2 separate regions of the Mus musculus genome follow, and region 1 is linked to region 2. The links are chromatin loops, found by intact Hi-C in ENCODE. Cell type or tissue: gastrocnemius. All regions are shown on one strand. Links, peaks and the distances in the headings refer to the core of each region. The heading gives the core; the rest is flanking DNA.

Region 1 (2,916 bases), core at 316-2,815, 140 kb after region 2:
AGGAAGGCATCCCAGTTGACCAGCAGAGGCTGGTATTTGCCGGCAAACAGCTGCAGGATGGACGCACCCTTTCCAACTACTACATCCAGAACCATTCCACCTTGTACCTGGTGCTGCGTCTGCGAGGTGGCATCCTTGAGCCCTGCCAGTGTCAGCTTGCCCAGAAGGACAAGTAACAAGATGATCTGCTGCAAGTGCTACACATGCCTGCACCCTCGTGCAGTCGACTGCTGCAAGAAGTGGGGCCATACCAACAACCTGCACCCCCAAAATAAGGTCAAATGAAGATGAGGTCATAGCTGGAGTGACCCTGAGATCAAATAAAGTCCCCTTCCATCAACTGGAAACAAAGTATTTTATTTATTCTTCCTAGTGTATGCACATGAGTGCACCTGTATATGCATACATGTATGATGTGGGAGTGAGGCACATACAGACAACTTGGTGGACTCAGTTTTCTTTCTCCTACCTTTTCCTTGGGGTTCTGGGGACCAAACTCAGATCATCAGACTTGGCAGCAAGTGTCCTTACCTGTTCAGCTCTCTCTGTTTCCCTGGCTCTAGGATAGCTACCTGTGGCTGTGAGCAAGACTTGGGTATATCTACTGGGAGGGTGGCTTTGAGGCTGTAAGAACGGGTGCTATATAATCCATTCCTGTCTGTGATTCCAGGTTCTAACACACTGCCTCTGCCATCTCCTTCCATTTCCTCACTGTAGAATGGGCGCAATATTCCTCTATTAGTTAATACTGTGAGTTGTCTGTGCAGGCAACCCTTCCTTTTATGCCACACTCATTTTGTATATGTGAATTGTTCATTGTGTGTTTCTGTGTCTCTGTGTGTGTGTGTTGTTGTTGCTGTTTTGAGATAGGGTTTCTCTGTGTAGCTCTGGCTGTCCTTGAACTTGTTTAGTAGACCAGGCTGGCCTTGAACTTAGAGATCTGCCTGCCTCTGCCTCCTGAGTGCTGTCAGCTAAAGCCTATGGTTATTTTACAGAGGAAGACACTGAAGCCAGAGAGGATGCTGCTTGTTCCCGACAGTTGTAGAATTAGGATTTGACTCTAAGTGTGGTGTTAAAAATTGTAAGAATTGAATGGGGGCTGGAAAGATGGCTCAGTGGAAAGAGTGCTGACTGCTCTTCCAGAGGTCCTGAGTTCAATTCCCAGCTACCATGTGGTGTCTTACACCATCTGTAATGAGAATGATGCTCTCTTCTAGAGTGTCTGAAGACAGCAACAGTGTACTCACATACATAAAATAAATCTTAAAAAAAGAATTAAATATGATAATAAAGAAGGGAAATGTGATAGGCGTCCAGCTTCGAGAGGAAACATAGGAGCTATATAGCATACCCTAGGAAGTCAGTACTAAGAAGCACCCCTAGTAACTCAGGAGAGCCCAGGCCCTGTAAGAGAACCTTGAGCAATTCTACCACTTGAGATGTGATAGGTGCACCCTTCTCTCTAAGGTGGGGTGAGGTCAACATTGCAGGCAATCTGTTCACAGCTCATGGATCCCTGATGGCATCTGCTTGTCTTCAGGTTGTATGCCTTTAAGCAAGTATAGCCACAAATACCCTGGCAATGTAGAACAGAAGCAGCGGGCAGCCTCAGGCAGATCATGTGATCTCTGGGTACTTAGTTCCATCCATATGCAGGACTGGCTGATCTGCTTGCCACCAGGAAATAATGCCATCGGGGCTCTGCTGCCACACTGAGGACACAGGGAGAACTGCAGCAATGCATGTCTGGTAAAGAGTTGGTGGATCTCAAACTGGGCTCCTGCACCCACAATAGATTTGGGGCCCTCAGTTCCCTGGCTATACAAGTCCTCATCCTCGTTGCTTGACAGTGCAGTGACTCCTACTAATTTTGACTCTTCACAAGAGCTCACCAGACCAGGTTCCTCCTGCCAAAAGCCCACAAATAACACCCAGGAGTATCCCACACTAGCTGCAAAATTCAACTAGCAAATCTTGTTTAAGAGGGTGTAATTCAGTGGTAGTGTGCCTGCCCAACACACCAAGTCCTTTGTTCAATTCCTAGCACCAAAATAATATGGCGTGTGTGTATATATATCAGATGCATTCTCACAAACTTCCTGTGTCAGTTAACATTGGAATTCAGAGTACAGGACTTAGTTTTACTGGGGTTTTTTTGTTTGTTTGTTTGTTTTTCCTAGCATTCTCCCTGTTCTGAGTTTGGTCCCCAGCACTGAAGGAGGGGAGAAATAACTATACAGAATTGAAATTATATTAAAAACAAAGGTACTGATATTCCAAAGTAAGGCTTTTTGTTGTTCACCGCATTTACTGTTCTTTTCACCCAGAACCCGTGCTCTTCTGCATGTTTTCCCAGTGCGGGCATTACCAGTGTATTTATTGTTACCTAGGGTCTGCGTTGTCTGTGTGGATGGTGCTGGGATTGAACACACGTTAGGTAAGCTATCTATCCAATCCTATGCGATTCCCAGCAGACAAACAATAACTGAAAAGCCAGATTCCAAACAGAAACAAGAGTTTTAATGATCTCCAGCAACCACATGGGACAGCTTAGTCTGTTAATCCTAGCTCCCTGGGGTGCTATTCTCTCTTCTGGGTCCTCAGGCACCTGCCTGCATGTGCATGAGCCCACACCAGACAGACCACAGTCAAGTTAAAAAAAAAAAAAAAAAAAAAAAAAACTCAAACAGGTGAAATTAATTTAAATAATGTATTTTATTTAACTCAGTATGTCCAAAATAGTATTTCAACATGTAATCAATATAAAGTTATCAATTATATATTTTACATTCTTTTTAATACTAACTTCAAATTCTGGTGTATAAAGCATATCTCAATTGAAACTAGCCATATTTCAAGTGCTCAAAAGCCGGAGTCCAGTGGTTCCAGATTGGACAGCATAGGTTTAAACTTAAG
Region 2 (2,916 bases), core at 189-2,688:
CGATGTAGGCCTGTAAATTCCACTCCGGGTGCACCATAGCTAAGGTAACTTGTCAAGAACAAACGTGCAGACAAGCTAGGACAGTCAGACAGGCTCTGCCCATCCAGGAGTCCGGCAGTCTCCTGATGACCCCCACTTCCTAAAGCAACTCTGCTCCTGTATCTGAGGTGCCCACAGAACCCACACAGCGCCCCCAGTAGGGTACTGATATAGGTTTTCAAGCCCTCATCTGTACAGCAGGCCAATGACTCAAACCAGAAAGCTGGTGCCAATGGAATAAGACTAATCACCTGCTCAGCACTGTGGCTCCGGCATGGTACACACGAGGCCGCGGATTCACCTGCACGGACCAAGCGCCTTGCAGTAGAGGTTAACGGGCCTAAGCAGAACAGAGCAGTGCCAGATCAAACAACTCTTGACCATGGTCAAGAACCCCAAGCTCCCTTCAGAGCAGGTAGCCAACAGCTTCCACTACTCAGCTTCCAGATGAGCACAGACTAGAAGACGGGAGACCTGTTTGAACAAGTGCCCCGAGACCCAGAAACTCCAGGACTGATGGAGGCCAGCAAAGCTGAAAGGGCCCAAGAGAGCTAAGAGATGGGTCAGTGATGTTGTCCCAGTGACAAGGAAGGAGCAGTTGCCTGGATATTGAGCTGGGACTCCCTGAAGAGGCTGGCAAGGATGACAAAGAGAGGACAGGGGCAGCTGGCAGGAAGCACAGTCTCCTGGGAGATGAGACTGCCCTGCAGGGGGAAGGGAGGCTCTAGAGACCAACTGTGGCACTTTCCAGCCTCAGTTTCCCAACCTCAGGAGTTCATGGCTACAGGAATTGAGAGGAAAAAGGGAAGAGAAGGAGGATCTAGCTTTGGCTTCCTCATGTATACTAAGCACGAGGGCAATACCCACAAGGACAGCTCTAAGCACCTGGCAGTGTAGACCATGGGCAACTCTGATATGGACACCTTTGATGTGGATACCTCTAACCCAGTACAAGGTCACAGCAAGTGGAGTAGCAGCATAGCATCCACGGGTCTTCGAATGGCAAGCAGCACTCATCTTGGTAACTGTCCCACCAAACACCCAGTGGCCCACAACAGAGGGAAGGACATCCCCTCCAGCCACACTCCCTGACAAGGGACATTACCTCATAAACCACGAGCCACATTCCCACCCCAACCTAGTGCTCCAGCTCTTGGTGAGCAGGTGGAGGGGCACCTTTACCAAGCTGCTTCTAGCCAGACTCTGCACCTCAAGTTTTCCTGAAGGCAGGTTAGGGTGCTATTTCCAGAGTAAGGAGACATTCAGCAGCCTGTTGCCCCACCCCCACCCTGGACTACAGGAAAATGCCTGCATTGTACAGCTCACTCAGCCCATTGTATGGCATCGGTGTCCAGATGGGGGCAGTGTTGCGCTCACCATGCTGAGCCTGGCACTGCCCTCCCGCCCTGGGTTGAACACATGGGGTCTTCGTATTTGTGTGTGTGTGTGTGTGTGTGTGTGTGTGTACACATGTACTCTTTCTCTCATCAGGGCTCACAGGCCACCCCTAACTGCCCCAGTCACAGCTGCCAAGATGATGGTAGGATTACCTAAGAATTGGTAGGCTGAAAGGCAGCAAGGGACAGCCATTGTTACTGCAAACCGACCTCCCCTCCAATCACCCATCTCCCAACCAAAAGACCCTCTCATTTCCGAAAGGAGTCATCACAGGCACACAGGCACAGCGACCTCTTCAGAAGCCCCAACAAGCACAGCTGTCTCCATGAAGCACCTGCCATGCTAAGACTCCAGCATGAAGTGAGCAGCACCTCAGAAGCAAAGGATACATCTTGACGGCCCCAGATCTGGTGCCGATGGCCATGATGCGGAGCTCAGGATCGAAGGCCAAGGCGCTGGGCTGATTGGGGAAGCCATGCTCCACAGTCTATGAGGGAAGAAAGGGTTCTATGGGCAAAATACCCTGGGGCTTCTGCTTCTAATTGGCCCAGAAGGTGCTGTCCACCTCCCCACACGGAGAGCCGGAAAACAGGAATCCCAGCACCATCAGAGGTGGGGATAGCACCTGGGACCTGAGTATTGTCCATGTCGATGCTGGTGCTACCTACCTGCTTCTCCGCTCTTTGTGAGGCCAGGTCCTTCCCTATACACTAAGTTCCAATACGTACTCCTTCCTTTGGTGTGACTGTGCCTCTTCCCACTGGCCCACCCATGCACAAGTGTGGTTGGGACATGAATACCTTCATGAGGTGTCAAATATGGACTGGTAGCACATGGCTATAATCATAGCATTTGGAACGCTAAGACAGGAGGATCCCAAGATAGAGGACAGCATGGACCACATGATGTGATGACGTCTCAGAAATAAATACATAAATAAAAGAGGCCATCTACATGGAGCTAGCCATCGGGGAGGGAGAGGTGGGGTGGCAGGGTCTACACAAGCAGTCTTGGGCTGATCACAGTACTCCATCCAGCCTGCTTACACTTAGCAGTGACAGCAAGCCATCCAAGAGATCAGGGCCACCAACCAACCGACCAACCACGGCAGTTGGCTCGGGAATTCCCTTTCCCACAGAACTGCCATGCCCTGTCTAGACCTGACTTCCTCTAGTTAGCCCCAGGCTTAGCGTTCCGTGTCCAAGAGACACCAGAACACGACAGCACGGTAAGTCCCCACAGTCCTTAGTGGGCACCACCAGACTCGTTTTATGGAAGAGGCTAGATCCCTATCTAGTGCCTACCCTTTGCACCCCAACTCCAATCAATCCCTGAGCTCTACTGTCTTACTTCTAAGACTCACAAAAGTAACCCTTCCCACACCCTGCTCCAGGCCCACCCAATGCCTGCCTGGACCAGTGCTCAGTCACCGGTGGAAACCAGCCAGCCAGTCCTACCTCCTCTACTTGGGGCCCTCCA

What was found. Hi-C counts contacts between places; a loop is a spot of excess contacts. Peaks named below come from ENCODE experiments on the same cell type or tissue, not always from the same donor. Only the 100,000 strongest peaks of a DNase experiment are listed, where the experiment ranks them.
Region 1: a loop joins it to region 2, with 3 times the contacts of the local background. A loop is called at or near these places in 5 of 42 quality-filtered maps.

What each region holds. Positions count from the first base shown.
Region 1 is chr11:60,558,293-60,561,208 of GRCm38, reverse strand. It overlaps Alkbh5 (alkB homolog 5, RNA demethylase), which reads right to left. Exons shown (of 4, transcript NM_172943.4): 4 at 2,697-2,916. It also overlaps the pseudogene Gm12628. Among named protein-coding and RNA genes, the nearest start is that of Alkbh5, 22 kb to the right of the region's middle. In gastrocnemius, for the core only: no CTCF peak of the experiment used is centred there; a DNase peak (open chromatin) is centred at 1,680.
Region 2 is chr11:60,701,792-60,704,707 of GRCm38, reverse strand. Llgl1 (LLGL1 scribble cell polarity complex component) reads right to left here. Exons shown (of 21, transcript NM_001159404.2): 2 at 1,827-1,924; 3 at 1-39. Among named protein-coding and RNA genes, the nearest start is that of Llgl1, 3.6 kb to the right of the region's middle. In gastrocnemius, for the core only: a CTCF peak has its summit at 1,395 (motif pointing right); a DNase peak (open chromatin) is centred at 1,409.